2 separate regions of the Mus musculus genome follow, and region 1 is linked to region 2. The links are chromatin loops, found by intact Hi-C in ENCODE. Cell type or tissue: heart. All regions are shown on one strand. Links, peaks and the distances in the headings refer to the core of each region. The heading gives the core; the rest is flanking DNA.

Region 1 (9,522 bases), core at 502-8,501, 610 kb after region 2:
TTCTGGAGTGTCTGAAGACAGCTACAGTGTACTCACATATAATAAGTAAATAAATATTTTTTTTTAAAAAAAAGAGAGGCTGAACTGTAAAGGGAACTGAGGAGGCCGACAGGCAAAAAGTCTCGAAGGGTTCACTCTTTTTCTCTGGGAACAGAAAGGTATAAAGCCTGAAATGTGTGTCAGCTACCACACACGTTTACATATATATATAATTTCATATGTCATGAGTGAACCGTATTTATATCATTTTCATTCTATCCTTTCCTACTTCATCTTGGACTCACGACTTCCTCTCTCTACTTCTTGCTTTCTTTCACACACATATTCTTTCTTGCTCTCTTTCACACACACAAAGTCTCTCTCTCTCTCTCTCTCTCTCTCTCTCTCTCTCTCTCTCTCTCTCTCTCTCATGCACGAACACATGCACAAACGAGTGCATACACACATCTGACACAATTTAGTGATGCTCAGATGTGCATGTGGTAGACACCTGAAGATAACTCAGTATGAACAAAATCCAAACTGAGAGTCTGTATTAAGCCATCACCTACACAGAACAGCCTCAAATGTAGAATCAGGGAGCCTTTCAAAGGGAAAGAACACAGGAAAGCTACATCCTGGTTGTCAGTTGCAGGTGCAAGCAAGCAAGCAAGCAGTTTAACAAAAGCCAAAATGTGGCAGTTAGCTGGTATGGTCATCATAAAGCATCCTGGTCCTCTGGTCCTTCTAAAATGTTCCCTGAGGGTGTTGTACAGTATATGACTAACTGGAGACAAGCACGTTTTCAAAAAACGGAACAGAATAAAAAGCCTCTATGATCTGGACAGCTCATCACTCAGAAGTTAATATCTTTCTTGGTTTTCATATATATATATATATATATATATATATATATATATATATATATATATATATATAAACTTTATATATATATAAGTTTCTCCCTATAGGATGGGTGCTATGTCCATTGCCTTTTCACTCATGAAAGCATGCCTGAGAAAACAACTCACCACAGGGTAGGTTTTAGCTTGTGAATTCGGTTCCTAGACAGTTGGCTCTGTCTGCTTTAGACTCTAGTGAGGCAGAGCAGCATGCCGGGAGCACAAGATGGTGGATGCTAATTTCATGATGCTTAGAGCCAATCAGAGCTCTGGGTCAGGAACCACACATCCTCAGAGGCATCTTCAGGAAGCCACGCCCCCAGTCTGGTCCCACTTCCACAGTTGCAGTCCTTCCAAAGGTCTGATGGATTATGGCGCCATCGGTAGATGAATGAATCCTTTGATTAGATGAAAGCCATCACGATCCAGTTACTTTCCAACAGCCCACCTGTGAATATGGCATTGGGGACCAAGTCTTCAGTGAATGGGTTTTTCAGGGGCTATTTTATATCTCAACCACGAAGCACTTTGACACAATGGGGAGCAAAAGTGGACCTCCCTAGCTGCCTGGGCATCACCTATTAGAATGCTGTCTGTTACCATCATCGATCTTAAAACGAGGGAGCAAATTCCACTAACCCTACACTAATTCCTATCACCATACAGACATCCTCTGAGAACATATTACTCATATGAACATAGACTTTTGTTTGTTTGGTCTTCAGGACCTGGGTTTCCAAGCTTACCTTTCATCCATTATGTTATTAAATGAATTATTTTATTTTATTTTTAATCTAGCAGTCTTTTGTCTGTGCCTGGACTTCCTGGTAGAGGGTATGCACAATTCTGGCAAGTTAAAGCGGAATGAAGAGGTGCTAGGAGCAGAGACAGTTGGTGAGTGTTCTTCAGATTGGAAAACTTGGCACTCGACGGCAGTGGACAGAGTCCAGCAGTTAATGGCGGAGGGATTGAACCATGACTTATTCAGTACCCATCCTGCTTGCGGTATTCCAAATGTCAAGGATTCGTTCTGTTACATTGTTTCCATTTTACATCCGGAAATTACCCGAAGCATTCATTGATGACCAAGGCATGAAGTCCTTACAAATTATTCATTTGTTCAAATTGTTCTATAGGCCATTAGAGTCTTTTATGAAGCCTTTTTATCAATTATTTGTAATGACAATTTACACATTTAGCTATATTTTTAGTTTGCTGCTTGTTAAGCCTTAAAGCCTTAAAATGAGACAAAAAAACCTGCTTGAGACAATGTTTCACATGAGTGAAGTGATTCAAAAACAACAGCCAAAGACGTGGATCCAGCTGAATTCCCAGGGAGTTCCACTGACGTGATTCAAAAGTGTCTTTTATTATTACTTCACAACATTGAAAAAAAGTACATTTACTTATTTATTTAGGCGGGGGCTGGGTCATCTTCAGAGTGTGGGATCTGAGGTCAGCTTTTGGGGGTCAGTTCTCTCCTTCTACCGTTAGGGACCTGGGGGTTGAACTCAGGTTGTCAGGCTGGGACTTGAACCCTTTACCCACTGAGCCATCTCATGAGCCCCCTTTCACAACATCTGCCTGTCCTTTAGAGTCAGGGTTTCCTTAGTTACTCAAATAATATGGTGAGAATAATATTCACACAGCATGCCCCCACACATGCAGAATTGCACAGTGGACTTTGCTAATGATGCCACATATGTCCCCAAGGCTTCCTTTATGGGACCCCCTTTCTTTGTCTCCTCTCCCCTCCTTCTGTTCCTTGTTCATCTGTCATCTGGTTTCGTCCCTCCCCACCTCCCTTTTCTCTCTCCTCTCCTCTCCCTCCTCCTCTTTTCCATTCAGTCTTCTCCTCTGCAGTCTGTGCTCTGTCCTTTCTCTTATTCTTCTCTCTGAGTAACAGTTGTCGATGTATCAACAGATTGTTTACATTGGAAGGCCATCAACAGGTTGTCTACATTGGAAGGCCATGGCCCTAGTTTGAAAACAGGTCAACCAGGAACAGATATTAATTTACTTTGTGCTTACAGAATACACGAGCACTGATGTCTAAAGTTTCATTTTAACACCGTGATGTGCCACAATGACAATAATAATGATGTTGGGGCTAAATGATGTCATGGGTCACTTGTCTGGGTCTGGTGACAGCACTTGGGAGTCAGAGGCAAGAGAATCTTTGTGATATCAAGGCTAGCCTGGTTTATATAGTGACTTTCAGGCTAGCCAGGGCTACATAATGATGTTCTATCTCAAAGAGAGAGAGAGAGAGAGAGAGAGAGAGAGAGAGAGAGAGAGATTGGGGGGGGGAGTGTGCAGGTGATCAGATTTGCCAAGCTGATTGGGCAAATCAGTATCATGATCAGCACTCAGACATTATAACTCTGGAGTCAGTGTGTACCACGAAGCCGTGCCCAGGAGCAACCATTAAAAATAAATATTCTAGTTCTCTTTAAAACCCACTGAACAGCTCTTATGGATGAAATTAATGTTGCAAGATAGTATTATGCCACAGGAGAGGAGAAGGGTCTTTAACGTCCTGTCTCCAAATGTTCTGCTATCACCAATAAGACAGGACCTGTAGGATGCTTTTAAAGAATCATCGTCCAGCATCCTTCTGATTGGTTATTTATTTATTTATTATTTATTATTATTAGTTTTTTACTTCAGTCTGCCTAAATGCTCTGAACAGAGACACACCTGCTATGATCCTGGAGACAGCAACATCTAATGAGTCAGCAGAACGGAATTTGACTGCCTATGTCTTGACCCAGTAGCCAACCACACCCGACACACCCCCTGACTATCCAAGCCGGAGTAAGGAGGGATTTGAGTGCTAACTTCCCCTACACCATTTACGCAGGGCTCCCGCTCTCCCAATCAGTGCACTTGAAATAAGCCACTGTACCTTGGGATGAAGAGTCTGCAGGACTCCAAGTCATTCAAAAACAGAGTCTTATGAATAAATATAAGAGAGAGAGAGAGAGAGAGAGAGAGAGAGAGAGAGAGAGAGAGAGAGAGAGAGAGAGAGGAGGGAGGGAGGGAGGGAGAGAGAGAGAGGGGGGGAGAGAGAGAGGGGGAGAGAGAGAGAGGGAGAGGGGGAGAGAGAGAGAGGGAGAGGGAGAGGGAGGGAGAGGGAGAGGGAGAGGGAGGGAGAGAGAGAGAGAGAGAGAGAGAGAGAGAGAGAGAGAGAGAGAGAGAGAGAGAGAGAAAGAGAGAGAGAGAGAGAGACCTGATTAGGATGAGCAAACAGACCTAGGGAGTTCAGATAACCACGGAGACTCAGCTGAGCTGGACCAAAGCTAACCTCTTGATTCCCGGCTCTGGGCTGCCCCCTTGTGGTCAGCCTTGAACAGCGCTGGTTAAACTGACCACCCCTGACAATGTCCTCTCTTTCATTTCTACCCTAGAAGGAATAAAATGACAAACTGATTTACAAAACAACTAGCAGTCGAGTCTCCATCAGGTCGTCGTCTGCTTTCTATTCTAGTGCTTCTAAACACTGTGAACACGCCTAGCCTTATAAACGCTGTGAACACACCTAGCCATGGTCACATCGCATGTATCTATTTAGTCTGTGCAAGTTGGGGGGAAAAGTACAAGATTGTCTACCTACAGTGACACACTGGTTTTAGGGGTACCACAGAACCACAAAATTCTGCCTTTGTAGATTATCTTGCTTATGCCTCTCACTAACTTCCCTGCTTGTGAGAAAGCACGAAAATTGACATTAAAATTCTGCCGCGTGAAGCTGCTGTCTCTCTTTGGCAACGACTCTCAACCTTCCTAACACTGCAACCCTTTGATAGAGTCCCTCATGTTGTGGTGACCTCCAGCCATAAAAGTATCCTGTGGCTCTTTCATGCCTGTAATTTTGCTACTGTTATGTGTCATAATGTATATATCTGGTATGCAGAGAGTCTTAGGCAACACCTGTGAAAGGGTCGTTCAACCCCAAAAGGGATCGCGACCCACAGGTTGAGAACCAGTGCTTTAGAGCCTTGCAAAGACACGCACTGTACTGAAATTCGTTCTTCTCATTTTCCCCTGACGTGCTCCTCAAAAGGACGCAAGGTTCACGTGATGTCAAGCGGCTTTGCTATTCTTGGTCTGAAGTTTCAGAGATTAATGTCCAATATTTCATACACATAGGCACATATATGCACACATGCATAGAAAATTGTCCCCTAATTACTATGTTTTACTAATTTTTATAAGGTATGAAAAAGGGGGGGCAAGCATTTGACTAAAGCAACTTCCATACCATAGCTGCCTTTATCTTTGTGAGATGCATACAAGACCTACAGATGTTGCCTGAAGTGTAGAGATGACCAAATCCTATGTGTACTATACATGTCCTACATAAGAATGTGTACCTCTGATAATCTTTAATTTACAAATTAAACACAGTAACTAACTAGCAACAGCGAATAACAAATCAGAGCCATATAAGGATACAATATCATCACAGCTGTGTGAGTAATGCCACATCTTTCTGTAAGTATCTTCCATGATAAACTCATCCCTCCTATAACTGAAATTGTGAGAGGCCCACCCACACATAAGGTGGGCTACCACATCCCAGTTCAGGGCAAAAGTCAAAGCAACCTTAGAAACCATTCTTCTAAATCCGCAAGCCAAGAGCATAAGGTGAGCAGTCTGTTTTTAACTTTACAAAAGGAGGTGGGAGGTTCCGGTCCCTGAACTTGATGGAACCTGAGCGTGGGTTAACCTTCAAGGGACACTTGCTGCTGCAGTTCTGGAAAGGCCAGCTCTGGACTGTAGTCTGCACGGGCTCAGGGTCGACTGTTCCCACAACAGGTGGAGCAGATGGCGACTTCTCCTGGACTCATCCCAAGTTGGGCTTTGCATTTTTTTTTCAAGAGAAAAATCAAATGCTTTGATGAATGTATCCTTCTTCCCTGATGCTAGAAGGGTTTAGTTCTGGCTTCCTTTCCAATGGTCTGGTGGAGAGGATGGCGAATTTTTATGAATTTTTTTTGCTGTTTTCAGGCTGGAAAAGAAAGAATAGATAGAGCTTCTGTGGGATTGACTTGGAACCATTGAGATATATGCATACTTTTGTGGTCTTATTTCCTTCCTTCCTTCCTTCCTTCCTTCCTTCCTTCCTTCCTTCCTTCCTTCCTTCCTTCCCTCCCTCCCTCCCTCCCTCCCTCCCTCCCTCCCTCCCTCCTTCCTTCCTTCCTCCCTCCCTCCCACTGAAACATGACCTCTCTACGAAATCAGAGATGCGACTTTCTTTGCTAACTGATGTTGAAGGTATATAATGAGAGTACTCCTGTTTACCATGACAGGAAACATCATATGCTTTCACATGGTCAAAACCATGCAGGAAGTGCTACTGGAAGTGTTTCGAAGGGACAGATGAAGTGTGGCAGTTAGGGTCCCTGATTGTGAGTCGAAACAGTGACTTATACTACTTCAAATACCTGAATGGCGCTGTTAATGCCAGAAACAAAGGCAACCATCTGTATTCCATTTTTATTACTTGTAACTAATTGAAGGGATGATCTCCCCCCGCCCCAAAGTCTCCTTACAGGCAGAATAACACCTGGTGGCGTTCATGAGATGCTAGCATAGTTAAGACTACGTCCCTGAGGTTCATAGAGTGCTCCCAAAGTGCTTTCTGGAGTAAGACAATCACCATCTCGAGTCCTTCTGTTTTTAAATGACTTGAGCCATTAGGCACGCTTTCTCACGCCAAGGTGGACTCTCTCTGTAAACACCATCCCTTCCCCTCTACTGTGAAGCATTAAACCTAAGAGCTGTCCCTCATTGGTGTTAGACCCAGCAGGTATGGACAGTCCAGGCCACTCTTGGGTTCTGGCATCTCCCCCTCTCCCGGGTCACCTCGCTCACAGGGTAACACCCTGGTTCTCATCCATCCTGCCAACTGTGCTGGTCTGCTGCCTGGACGCTTCTAACATTTTACACCATCATCAAATGCCCATTCTCTGTGCTCGTGTAGGTTTGATCTCTTAAAGCAAGTCTTTCCTTCTTACCCTACCATCTTCATCTTTTGTTTTTCAATGAAAAAATTATTCTATTCTTTATTTTCTTCCCCTTTTCCCTCCAGACCTCATGACCTGGTATCTGTCTTCATGGTCTGCTGACATGGTCTGTGATGGTGTCACTGTGGACCATGAAGGTGAGTTGACAAGAGGCTCTGAGAGTAGACACGAGGGTCAATAGGTGCAGATCAGCTTTCAATTCACACCTCTGGCTGCTGTGTGGTCCTGGTGATGTGTTTACATTTTCTCAGTGTTGGATTCCTCCTTGGCGACAGGAATTATTGTGAAGGCTAGATAAGGACACAGTTTGAAGTCTGGCCTTTACTGACATGTGGTAATTGTTACTAATATGATGCAATTTGATGCTTTGATACCCATGTGTGGCGGAGAGTAACGAGTCAGGCTGATTAGCAGTCCCTCATCTCAAATATTTATCAGCTTACGGTATTTTTGACTATCCCCTCTTTTAACCATTTTGAAATATACAGTATGTTATTAATCATAGTCACCTTGCTATGCAATAGAGCTGACTGCGCCATTGAACCAGTGTCTCATGGTAATCAATGCATTATTTGCTATCGCCCACAGCTATTGTGTTAGTCTATTTGTGCTTCTATAACAAAATAACCAAGGCTGAATAATTTATAAACAACAACTGTGTTTATAATATTATTTTCTCCTGGTTTTCTCCCATCCCTTTGAACATTTCTTCTGCACTTTCTCCTGGTCTATAGCTAAAATGCTCTGTTTGGTCACTCTGTATGCACATGTTATTTAAGATTAGATTTAGCAGTGAGAAGTTCCAAGCCTCCCCAAACAATGACGTCAACAAGAAAAAGAATAATTTTCTTCTCAACGTCTGGATGTGGAGAGATCGGTGCTAAGGTGACAACTGTTCACAGAGTTCCTGAAGCTCCTCCTAGTGTGGTCCTTGCTCTGTTCAGCATCCATCTCCAAGGTCACCTGTGCCTTAAGCTCAGTCCTTCAGGTCTGAATTCTCACAGGAAGGGTGCAGAGCAAAGGGCAAAAAGGAGTTGACAGCTGCTTTTGATTGGTCTAGACTAACTCGTATGGCCACTCCTGGCTTCCCTAGGCGTGAGACATGCAGGTTGGCTGGGTTAAAAGGTAAGGATCCTACTGAGCAATCAGATCTACTCACCGGCCTCCATACCATGCCAAAACGCTCCTGGGTGTTATCCATTTTACGACACATGGCATTCACACAACTATCTCCAGAAGTGTACCTGAGCTCTCTAGGGATGTCCTAAGCTGGGTAACTTAAGACACAGATGCTGTCTCACAGTTTGGTATGGTATGTATTCTGTACTGTATATATGTTTACATCTGTATGCATTGGTATGCGCATATATTATATATATGCACATATGTTCTTCTTTCGTAGAATTACCCCACAGGAGAGTCTGATAAAGGGCACATGTGATTTTGATCTGGCCCCCTTAGGGCTGTAACGACAATTTCAGCGTGGATTTGAGGCCCATGCTTTCAGTTCAGAGTGTGCTCTGTTGTGGTATCGTCTCATGCGCTTCTCATGTTCTGTGTGTTGTTCTCACTGTCTCAGACATGATACCCATATTTACCGGATTTTTCAGCATAGTTCTACTATCATATAATTTTGTTTTGTTTTGTTTCTTGTTTTTCAGACAGGCTTTCTCTGGGTAGTCCTGGCTGTCCTAGAACTTGCTCTGTAGACCAGGGCAGCCTTGACTTCAGACATCTACCTGCCCCTGCCTCCCATTTACTGGGCTTAAAAAGGAGTGTGCCCCCACCATCTGGCTATAATTCATTTTTTTTAAAAGATGATTGATATCTTAGATTGCTGAAGTATCAGTGGACGCTCACACATTTGTAAGGATTTGATGTGAAAATTACTAATTGGAGAGACCTGTTTTAGACTCTAAGTTCTCATTGGCTGGACCTCTGAAATATGGCCAATAGACTCGATGCTGGTTTTCCGGTTCTCATCCCTTCCTGAATTGTACTAAGCATGAGGGGGTGTTTATGAGAGGCAGCATGCAGAGCCCTGCCTCGTTCTAGGGTAAGTGAGGTAGCTAACTGATGGCACCAGGCTGGTCTGTGTCCTCTCTTTACCTCCTCCCACACCACAGAGCTTTCACTGCGCAGTTAACACAGATGCCAGCAGCATTTCTTCACAGTCCTCACCCTGTAACCTAGATACACACTTTCTCTAGTCTCAGGTTAACAAGAAAACAAGCAAAAAGTATTACCCAAGGATATGTTGGTATTACCCCAAGCGAAGTCAGCAGACAAGAAATTGAGTCCAGTGTGTAGGACACTATTAGGAATCTAGTTTTTTGTTTTTTTTTTTTTCAGATGAGCATTTCCCCTGAGGATAACTAGCTAGGGTTTTTTCCCCCCATTTTTCTTATATGTATAGGTGTTTTTCATCCATGTATGCATGTGCATTATCTGTGTGCAGTACCCAATGGGGCCAGAAGAAGAAACTGCACCCACTCAGCCTGGAGTTACAGACTGCTACGTGCCACCACGTGGGCACTAAGAATTGAACCTCAGTTCTCTGAAAGAGTAGCCAGTGTTCTTAATCACTGAGCCATCTCTCTGGCTTCTTT
Region 2 (9,522 bases), core at 770-8,769:
GAAATTTAAATATCAAAGCACTCTAAAACAAAGTATGCTTTTGTATAACAACAACAACAACAACAACAAAACCCCGCCATTTACTTTTTACAAGACTGCCACAGACACATGAAGTTCTGCCCAGGTTTTCTCACTGGATCTGCATGCTGACTGGACGCACTGACTGGAGAAGGCTGAGAACTGCTAGGCTGGCCCTGCACTTGTACAGCTGGTGAAGGTGGCATAGGAGTGTTCTGTGGAAAAGCACAAATAGAGGTTGTGACATGACACCAGAAAACAGCATTCTATACTCTATAAGGACATTAGTGACAGGTACACAATTCTAACATAAAACTTTTGTACAGTTTGTAATTTCAAGTTAATGATTACATTTAAAAAGATGATTTTTATTAAAAGGTTAGGAAGTATGCTCCTTTTAAAATATGTAACCACAGAAGCAATATTATTCATTGTGTTATCTCTTGACATCTGTGACATCTTGGCTTCTGTGACTTCCCATGGATATCAAGATCTGTTTGCATTTATATAGATGGCAAAATCCCTATGTCTCAGTGTGCATGTCTCCCTGTATACTAGGTCATTTCTCGATTCCACACCACCATTCAAATATCGCAAATGCACAGAAGTACAAAGAGCTGCTGCACCGCGTTCTCCAATTCATGGTCAGTAAAGAATTGTTTTCTGCTATTTTTGATTCAAGTTATAAATTCATGGACATGGAAGCGGTAGACATGGACAACAGACTGTATTATTCAAATTAAGAATTGTAGTAAGAAGCAACTCAATTATAGCCTGAAATGAAAACAAAGCCTTACGATTTACTTGCCCTGTCGAGAACAGATCAGCTGCAAATTATTGCTTAGAATAATTCTTTTCCCCTCAGATTTCATCAGTGACACAACATGAATCACAGCAAACCTCAGGTCAGAGTTAGTAATGATGACACAACCATGTAAGGAGAATATCAAAAATAGTAAATAATTCAGAGTAAAGTGTCTACCAACTTAATCTTGGAGGATATTCAGTTTATAGTTTGCCTTAAGGATCCGAGCCAGAACCTTCCCGATGCTAGGCAAGGCCCTGCTGTGCTGCTCAAGCTGGCCTTCAACTGCCAGGTAGCCCAGGACAGCTTGGAACGCAATCCTCCTGGCAGCACCTCTCAGATGCGCGATCACAGGCACATGCCACCGTGCCTGGCTGGCAGTTACAGCTGTGACGGTAACACTAGCACAAAGTAGACACACAGTCTTTTAAATATAACCTCTGTTATGTCCTATATCATATGCCTTTTACTTAAAAAAAACACTAATAGAGTATCTTTTAAAATGTTTAGGTCAGCCATTTTCTTGAGATACCTGAAAAGAAAACAAGTTAAATTTCTTATGGAAGTCAAGAGCTGTTTAGCAGGTTGGTAAGACAGCGACTGCGTTTGTCCACTCACTGGTGACGTCAGCACAGGCAGCAAGGACTGAAAGTGCTGGGTCCCCAAGAGTAAAACCACAGCTCTTTTTCTAAGCCAAACCAAAACCATACAGGGCTATATAATGGTGCAGACGGATAAAACATAAACAGAAGTGAGAAGTCTGGAGTTGAGTCCTGTGGCTGAGGCTGAGGCTTAGTTGGCAAAGTGCCTGGCTGGCATACACAGCCCCGGAGCTGACTTCACACAGGAAGCCAGGAGTGGTAGTGTGCTACCCTGGAAGGCTGGGGCTCTAACCCAGGCTCTTGCCCATGCTAGCAAGTACTGTACCACTGGGATTTACAGGCCTTTAACCCTAGCACTTGGGAGTAGAGGCAGCTGATCAGAAATTCAAAGTCATCTTCTGCTGAGCTGGAGGCCAGTATGGGATACGGGAAAACTTGCCCTTAAAGACAGGAAAGAGAAAGAAAACCAGCAGAAATGTTGTGTTCTAAGCTCGGGGAGCCTACTCTGGAATGTTGTGTTCTAAGCTCGGGGAGCCTACTCTGGAATGTTGTGTTCTAAGCTCGGGGAGCCTACTCTGGAGCTGAAGTTGCTTCTGTGATGAGTTCTCACCTCTGAAACGTGAGAGTGAGAGCTAGAGTGACGCAGGTGTCACCAAAAGAGACTTTCCAGCTCAACACATCAGGACAGGACACAACTCTTCAGTCTGCTTTTTAAACAAAAGTTCATCAATTGTGTGTGCGTGTGCGCGTGCGTGTGTGTGTGTGTGTGGGGGGGTGTGTCCGTGCGTGTGTGCGCGCGTGCGTGCATGTGCGCGCGCGTGCGTGAATGTGCGCGTGCGTGTGTGTGCGTGTAAGGCAGAGGACAACTTTGGGGAGTCAGCTCTCTTTTACCACCATGGGTTTCAGAAATGGTTTTATGTTCTGAGCCACCTTGCCAGCCCTGAATCGTCAGTGTGCCCTTCTTCAACAGGCCGTGTGACCTGGGCAGCCTCATTACTTTCCTTGAACCTTGGTTTTTTCCTTTTGTGAGTATAGGAGATACAGTGTGATGAAATGAAACCATACACGAGGCACCTAGAATCTCATTCCAATATACATGTTACTATTGCCATTATAATAGAGAAATCCAGAAGAAAAACACAGGTTTCGAGTTCAGAGGTAAGATGAACCTACTACACATGTGTTTCTCAACAGGTTACAACACATGGTCAAATCACTTCCTTAAAACAAGAGCTCTGAATAGAAAATTGTGAATTCAGTAACTGAGAAGAGAACCTTGCCAAGTATAAATCTCAAGAGTGAGAAATTACATCATACTAACATTTTAATTAAAGGAAGCACCCTAGTTTTCCTGATGTGGACACTACTGCCATTTAAATTGTGAGCTTTACTGACTGTCCAGTGTGTGTATAAAGGTGTGTTTGACTTTCACAAATGCCAAGATTTTTATCTTTTTGATGATTCTGAAAGTCTTACTAGGTCACCAAGAACTGAGAAACAATGCATCATGTGACAATTTAACCCCAAATATTAATAAGGGATATGGAAAGGATGACTGACGTTAACCTAAGCTGTGAATTAAGAATGAATAAAAAACATACTGATGCAATGTGAACATTTTAGGGTCCTAATTCAAACAAACTTAAATCAAAACACACTCTCTCTAAAAAGAAGCCCGCGGAACCTGGACTGTGAGCCGGTTAGGGAGCAGAAGCACTGCACACTGCCAAGCACGACCTGGTACTAAGAGTTTCATGCAGCCATTTAAAAGAAGTAAAAAGAAATGTAGTAAAATGAAATGTTTGCTGTCAAGGGAGGAACAGAGGAATCCTAAACCACAAAACAGGACTAGGATCTGAAGGCAGCTGGCTCTGGCTTTGCAGAAATATACATATATATCTTTAAATACTAAGTAAATTAATGTTTTAAGAATTAGATCTTAGGGGGTGGTGGAGTGATGTTCTTCCAGAAGACCAGGGTTCAACCTTGAGCGCCCAACTCCAGTCCCAGGAGATCCAATGCCCTTTTATGGCTTCCACGGGAATCAGGCAGGATCCAGGTACATAGACATACATGCAGGCAAAACACCCATACTCACAAAGTAGATAATAGTAATATTAATACTAAAAGGGCTATTGCACAAGAATGCAGACCTGGTTTCCTCTCATTTCCAGTAAACATGAAAGACCAGCCAGCCGCAGCCAGCCCTCAGACACGTATGTGAGAAGCTTCAGTAAATATTTGACGTGGTCAGCTCTTGAGGAATATTATGTTATCATTCAGTACTGAGACAAAATAGGGGCTTTTTTTCGGGGGGGAAGGGTAGTTTCAAGACAGGGTTTCTCTGTGTAGCCCTGGCTGTCCTGGAGCTCACTCTGTAGACCAGGCTGACCTCAGAACTCAGAAATCCGCCTGCATCTGCCTCCCAAGTGCCGGGATTAAAGGTGTGTGCCACCACCGCCCGGCGGGGCTTTTTCAAATTATGCTTTTTAAAATCAATGTGGGAAAAGCTTAGCTTGAACAACCAAGTAGCAAAATTAATACAACACAGAGAATGTAAAAAAATATTGTAATTTGCTTCATAAAATAAAATTAACAAAAATGTCCATGAATATGGCAGTTTTCTTTCTAGAAATAATACCCTTCACTTTATTAAACTATAATTTTGCTTCCTTTATTGTCTGCTCAAGAGAAAATTATGGCTATCAATTGTCGAAGCCATTGATAATACTTTGATATGACATTCTTAAATCCCTCCCAAATATTAGTATTAACCTTTGAGTAAGGCTAACATTGAAACAGGGTGGGCAGGAACTGAACACTGTGACAACTGGACTCTAGTGACTGCTGAAGCACACACACACACACACACACACAAATGCACACACACATGTGCACACACATACAGGACACGCACATGCGTGTGCATGACATATGTGTATATATAAGATATATAAAAAATGTATTTTGTGTTTCTATTTGGTTCCTCAGGATATCTCATACGTTCTTAAAATATTTCAAAATTAAAGAAGAGAAAATATGAAATCTGTAAATGTTTGGTCTGAAGCACCTTATATAGGGGTTTCAGCGTCTATCAAGCTTTTTACTCTTATTAAATGTACGTATGTACAATAGGTTCACGTGGGCTTGTTTGCTTTGCTTCTAACAGACATTAACGCATGGAGAATGCAGAGGGTAGGCCATCTGGAAATAATGCTCTATGAGCTGCATTTGGAACTTGCAAATATTACAGATTTTAAAAGAACAGCTATAAATAACAGAACTCTGAAGCAGGTACAAGTTTAAAAATTCTCTTTACATTTGCTGTTAAACATCATATATAAATAATCAAAAATAAATTAAAAATGCTATTAAAAACACTCTATCTTGGACCCTGCAGACTACCACTCAAATAGTGAACAAAATGGCATTAAACCAAGGCCTCTAAATGCAACCAGAACTGTGGACGGAGCTAAAGAACCTGGGCAAGAAAGAGGGAGTGTCTCCCTAGAAGCAAGCTGACTCTAGCGAGCTACTTTCAGCCCTGACTCTGTTGGTGAAGTCTATCCCCTGTACCTAGCCCCTGTAGGGTCTTCTGCTCCTCTGTGGAGCTTAAGTAGACCTGCTCCATTACAGATGCCCAGCTGTGGCAGGCACCACTGTAACCACCACACAAAAGGAACCCAGTTGTAGCTGTAGGTTTGTTTTTGTTTTTTCCATTTTCGCATACCTCCTGCATATTTTACCTGTTTCCTCGCAACCAAGTATCAACTTTGGAGATACAAGATGGACATTAAGAATTGAACCAGGGGTTTATATAGGCAAAGCAAGCCAATCTACCACTCTGCTATATTCTCAGCTCAGAATGTAGGGTGGTTTGTTTTGTTTTGTTTTTAAATGAGCTGTGTTCTCAAAGAAAATTAGTGTCGGGCTAGTACATAATTTTTCAGATTGGTAACAAAATGTATACACAGGCCCAAGCCACCTCTGTATAACTAATGTATTTAGAGTTTTTGTGTTTGTGCCCTAAAAATCATTTATTAACACTAACATCTTATATGCAATAGTTCAAATAATTACAGTGTAAGATAAAAGACAAATTTCTAGAATTGTTCAGAGAAACTGGCTACAGTAGAAGAGCAAACTCATAAATGAAGAGCTGGCTTCAGATTGCAGCAGGCTCTAGTCTGGGCAGCACCTCCTAGACTATGACCCCGGCTGTGTTACTCAGCATCAGAGTCGCCCCCTGCAGCCCAGGGCTGATCAGTGAGGCTCCAGCGAAGAAGGCTTTCCCTGAGTCCTAGTGCCAGCTCCAGCTACCATCACTGTTCCTCGCCCCCAGCCCTGAGCTCTCCTCTGGATGCCACCCAAAAGCAAAATCAGGAACACACAGAATGAGGAGAAATGAAATAACTCCATAATATTAAAGTTCTTCTCCGATGTAGTTTGGTTCACTATCATTTTATTTAGATTTCTAACAGATTCCAAGAGGGAAATCAACCAGACAACCAAGATGAACTGCTAAGTTCACATGTAGTAAAAAATTAAAAATTGAACTTATTGAATGTCTACTTTGTACTCATCATTATATCATTTAAGGGAAAATGTCAAACTGTGGAAATAAACAGTGACTGGGCACTTCTACTTGGTACATACACAACATCCATTTTGGAAGGCAAAATTGCATATGCAGAACTCAAAGAGCCCTTACCTTGAATGCTAGAGCTGAAACAAGTCTCGTAAACAAAGAGCAGGAGAGCCCTGAGCACACATGACCTGACACACAGTTGCTTAAGGTGAGACAGAAGTCAACAGTTCATTTAGCCTTCATGTTTACAGATGCCACGTGAGTGACTTACCTGTGGGGCCACACTCTGCATGTAGGTCGGTGGATGCTGCTGCTTTTGCTGAGCAGCACTTTCTATTGCTACTTTCGCTACAGTGCTTGGGTCCGCTCCAGCTGGGACCGCAACCATGGTTGCACTGCAGCCAGCATTGTTGGGGTCGCTGATTGTAACAATTCTAACCCCTACTTTATTTGGGATTCCCGGGACAGTGTCCCTATCATTATCCTCTGCCGGCCTCTTTACAGTTTTGCACTCGGCTGTGCCGTTTGTAGACCGAGCATCAGATGATAGAGCAGAAGGGGTCACTCTAGGTCCTGAGTGGGGAACTGCTATGACTTGATGCCCCTGTATGACAGGGGCTGTAGAATGTGGTGAGACAACTACACTTGGGCGTTGCTGAGGCACATCTGAATTCAAACTTGAAGCTAGAGGTCCGTTAGGCAGGTCAGTACCACTCAACGGCGGTGTCGCCACACTCGGGGCTTCTTGCATACTGCTTGTGGACGGTGACCCACCCAGAGTTAACACAGGTCCATTAGAAACTCTTTCTAGTTGGTCACCTTTGGCAGTATCTTGCTGAGTGGCACCCGAAGTCCCTTGTGGTTCTACTGGAGATATCTCACCATTTCCTACATGATTAGAAGTTTTGTGATTTGGAATGTTTTTGCTTAAATGAGAACCATCTCCTTTATCAAAATCACAGATTCCATTGACGAGGGCTTTTTTCAGATCACCTTTGACATCCTGCATGTCTACTGGTTCTGAGTTCTGTTTTCCAGGCGCTCCATTCTCACCTAGTTCCAACGATGGCCCATTGCTGATTAGTGAGCACTGGCTCGTCTCACTCTGAAGTTTCCCTGAGTTTGAAGGAGGTAGACTTGAGTCACTATACTTTCTCCCATTTAAAAGACTTCCCACCTGGAGTTCACTCTCACTTGTATCCCCGTTGCTGGTGTTTGTGGTTCCTCGCCGACAGGAAGGATTCTCCATGACCTCAATCTTCCGTTCATGAACATGTAGACCTGTTGCTTCCTTTGCCTCCTCCTCCTTTTGGCAAATGATCTTGTCGCCTTTGAACGGGAGGGGAGCAGTGGTACACGCTGATTGTCCGGCTGGAAGCGTCTGCACCTGAAGTCCAGCGCTTGCCTGCGCTCCGCTCATGCTAAGACCGGCTGGCGCAATGAGCTGAGCAGCGTTTCCCTGACTCACAGTCGCAGTTGCAAAACTGGTATTTGGCACAACTGTTATAGTTACCTGGTTGCCAGAAGTCCCTTGGAAAATGGTTGCTGGGCTGTTTGAGATCAGCGGACCCGGCAATATTTGTAAGTTCGAAATGGGCACGGTTTGCACTCCCCCTGCGGGTGGCATTGCACTTTGGACCAACTGAACATTTTGCTGCCCAACCAATAGCTGCTGAGCCGGAGTTTGCCCCTGCACTCCAAAACCAGCTGCTTGGTTATTGGCCACCTGATAGACCACCTGAGGGCTAGGAGCTCTTGCATTGTTAGGGGGAGGAATCTGAGGGGCTGGGAGGATAAGCTTGCCCCCTGGGGTTGAAGGGCCCCGCTTTGGCAGCAGCAGCTGCTTGATGAGACTAGACTCGTTGGGAGCAGGCTGACCGACCCCAGCACTCGGTTGCTGCGGCTGAACTTGCACCTGGACCTGCTGCGGCTGCTGAACCTGGACCTGGACCTGCTGTGCTGGCGCTGCTGGTGAGTGCTGCTGCTGCTGCTGCCTCTTCACAGAGAGCATCTGACTGACAGTAGGAGGGGGTCCCTGTGACTGAAGGGTGGAAGAAGATGACATGGCAGTAGGGACTTGGTTATTAGTAGGCGGGACAGGTGATGGTGATGACGATGGAGTTATGTTTGGTTGTCCAGTTAGCTGAACCGTCTGACCGGCAGGGAGAGCTGCCGGGTTAGCGAGAACGATCTGGTGAATGGCTGGTGCGTACGCCTGGCCTTGCTGTGCTGGCTGGCTCACAATCACTACACTCTGCTGAGCAGGCTGCTGTGGTTGTTGAATAGGCTGCTGGACCACTGATGGTGAAACTTGCTGAGAAGGAAGTGGCTTGGGCGCAATGTTCTGGAATCCTACCCTGGAGGGCTGTGGGCTCGGGACACCAGCTATGGTAACCACCTGTCCTGTAGCTACCTGGAAATTCTGTACTGAAGTCGCTGAGACGATATTGGATGCAGAAGTTGTTACGTACTGTGGGGGTGCTATGATAACAGTGTCTTGTGGCTGGCTACCAGCTGCTGTCTGTTGAGATGAAGTGTGCATAGGCTGTGGTGATGTGGTGATTAACTGCTGACCCTGTGAGACGGTAGATGTACACGCTGGTATGCTCTGTACTCGTCCAAACATACGACTCTGCGGTACAGTCTGCTGGATTACTGTGACAGGAGTGCCTGAAGGGACCTGTCCGGGCACCACTGTGTGTAGTGGAGATGGCTGTGGCATCACAGAAGGATGGTGAAGTAATGTCTGAGAATTTACAACTGTAACAGGCTGTGGCCCTGCACTATGGTTCTGACCCACAGAATTCTGTGCAGGTGCTCCTCCAACAGAGATACTCACAGGAACTGCCGTCTGGGGCACAGAGTTCTGGATTACTGTTGCCTTAACGACTTCACAAGGAATTGGAGCTTTATTCTGAATGACAGTTACTGGAGAATTTTGTTGCTGGTGGGTATGAACTGAAGGATTTGGTGGAATTCTGGAAACAGTCTGTGCCACAGTATGAATGCCTTGTACCGGAAAAGACATTTGTGTTGCAGTCAAATTTGAAGATTGATTGGTGACAGGAGTCCTCTGAAAATGATTCCCTGCAGCCTGTGGTCCATGAGGGATTCCTGTAGATATGGGAAAAGGAAAGTGCCAGGTGAAATGACTGCAAGACACCGGATAGCGTATTATCTTATTCCATACAAAGGGACAGTGTAAGGAAACTAACGCCAAGAAAGACAAGACTTACAAGTACGAAGACAGCCATGAGAAACACTGTACAAAGTACAGAGCCAGGCTATGACTTCATAGACATAATACATACTTAACTTCTGGTTATACACTAGCAACATTTAAAAATTTAAAAACTTGGGTATGTGGTCATTTGCCTATAATCCTAGCTTTCAGGAGGATCCTAAGTTTGAAGCCAACATGAGTGGTATAGCCAAGACTTGCGTCTGAATAAAAATAAATATTAAAATTTAAAATGAATACCTGCAGGTGAAGGAGTTGGAGATAGATC

The links. Peaks named below come from ENCODE experiments on the same cell type or tissue, not always from the same donor. Only the 100,000 strongest peaks of a DNase experiment are listed, where the experiment ranks them.
Region 1: it touches region 2 in a loop (2.7-fold over the local background); 5 of 42 quality-filtered maps call a loop at or near these places.

What each region holds. Positions count from the first base shown.
Region 1 is chr15:95,757,786-95,767,307 of GRCm38, reverse strand. No RefSeq gene overlaps it. Among named protein-coding and RNA genes, the nearest start is that of Gm6961, 11 kb to the right of the region's middle. In heart, for the core only: a CTCF peak has its summit at 4,248 (motif pointing left); a DNase peak (open chromatin) is centred at 4,217; H3K27me3 peaks cover 842 bases.
Region 2 is chr15:96,369,525-96,379,046 of GRCm38, reverse strand. Arid2 (AT rich interactive domain 2 (ARID, RFX-like)) reads right to left here. Exons shown (of 21, transcript NM_175251.4): 14 at 9,495-9,522; 15 at 6,285-9,127; 16 at 85-233. Among named protein-coding and RNA genes, the nearest start is that of Gm41408, 78 kb to the left of the region's middle. In heart, for the core only: a CTCF peak has its summit at 5,656; a DNase peak (open chromatin) is centred at 1,626.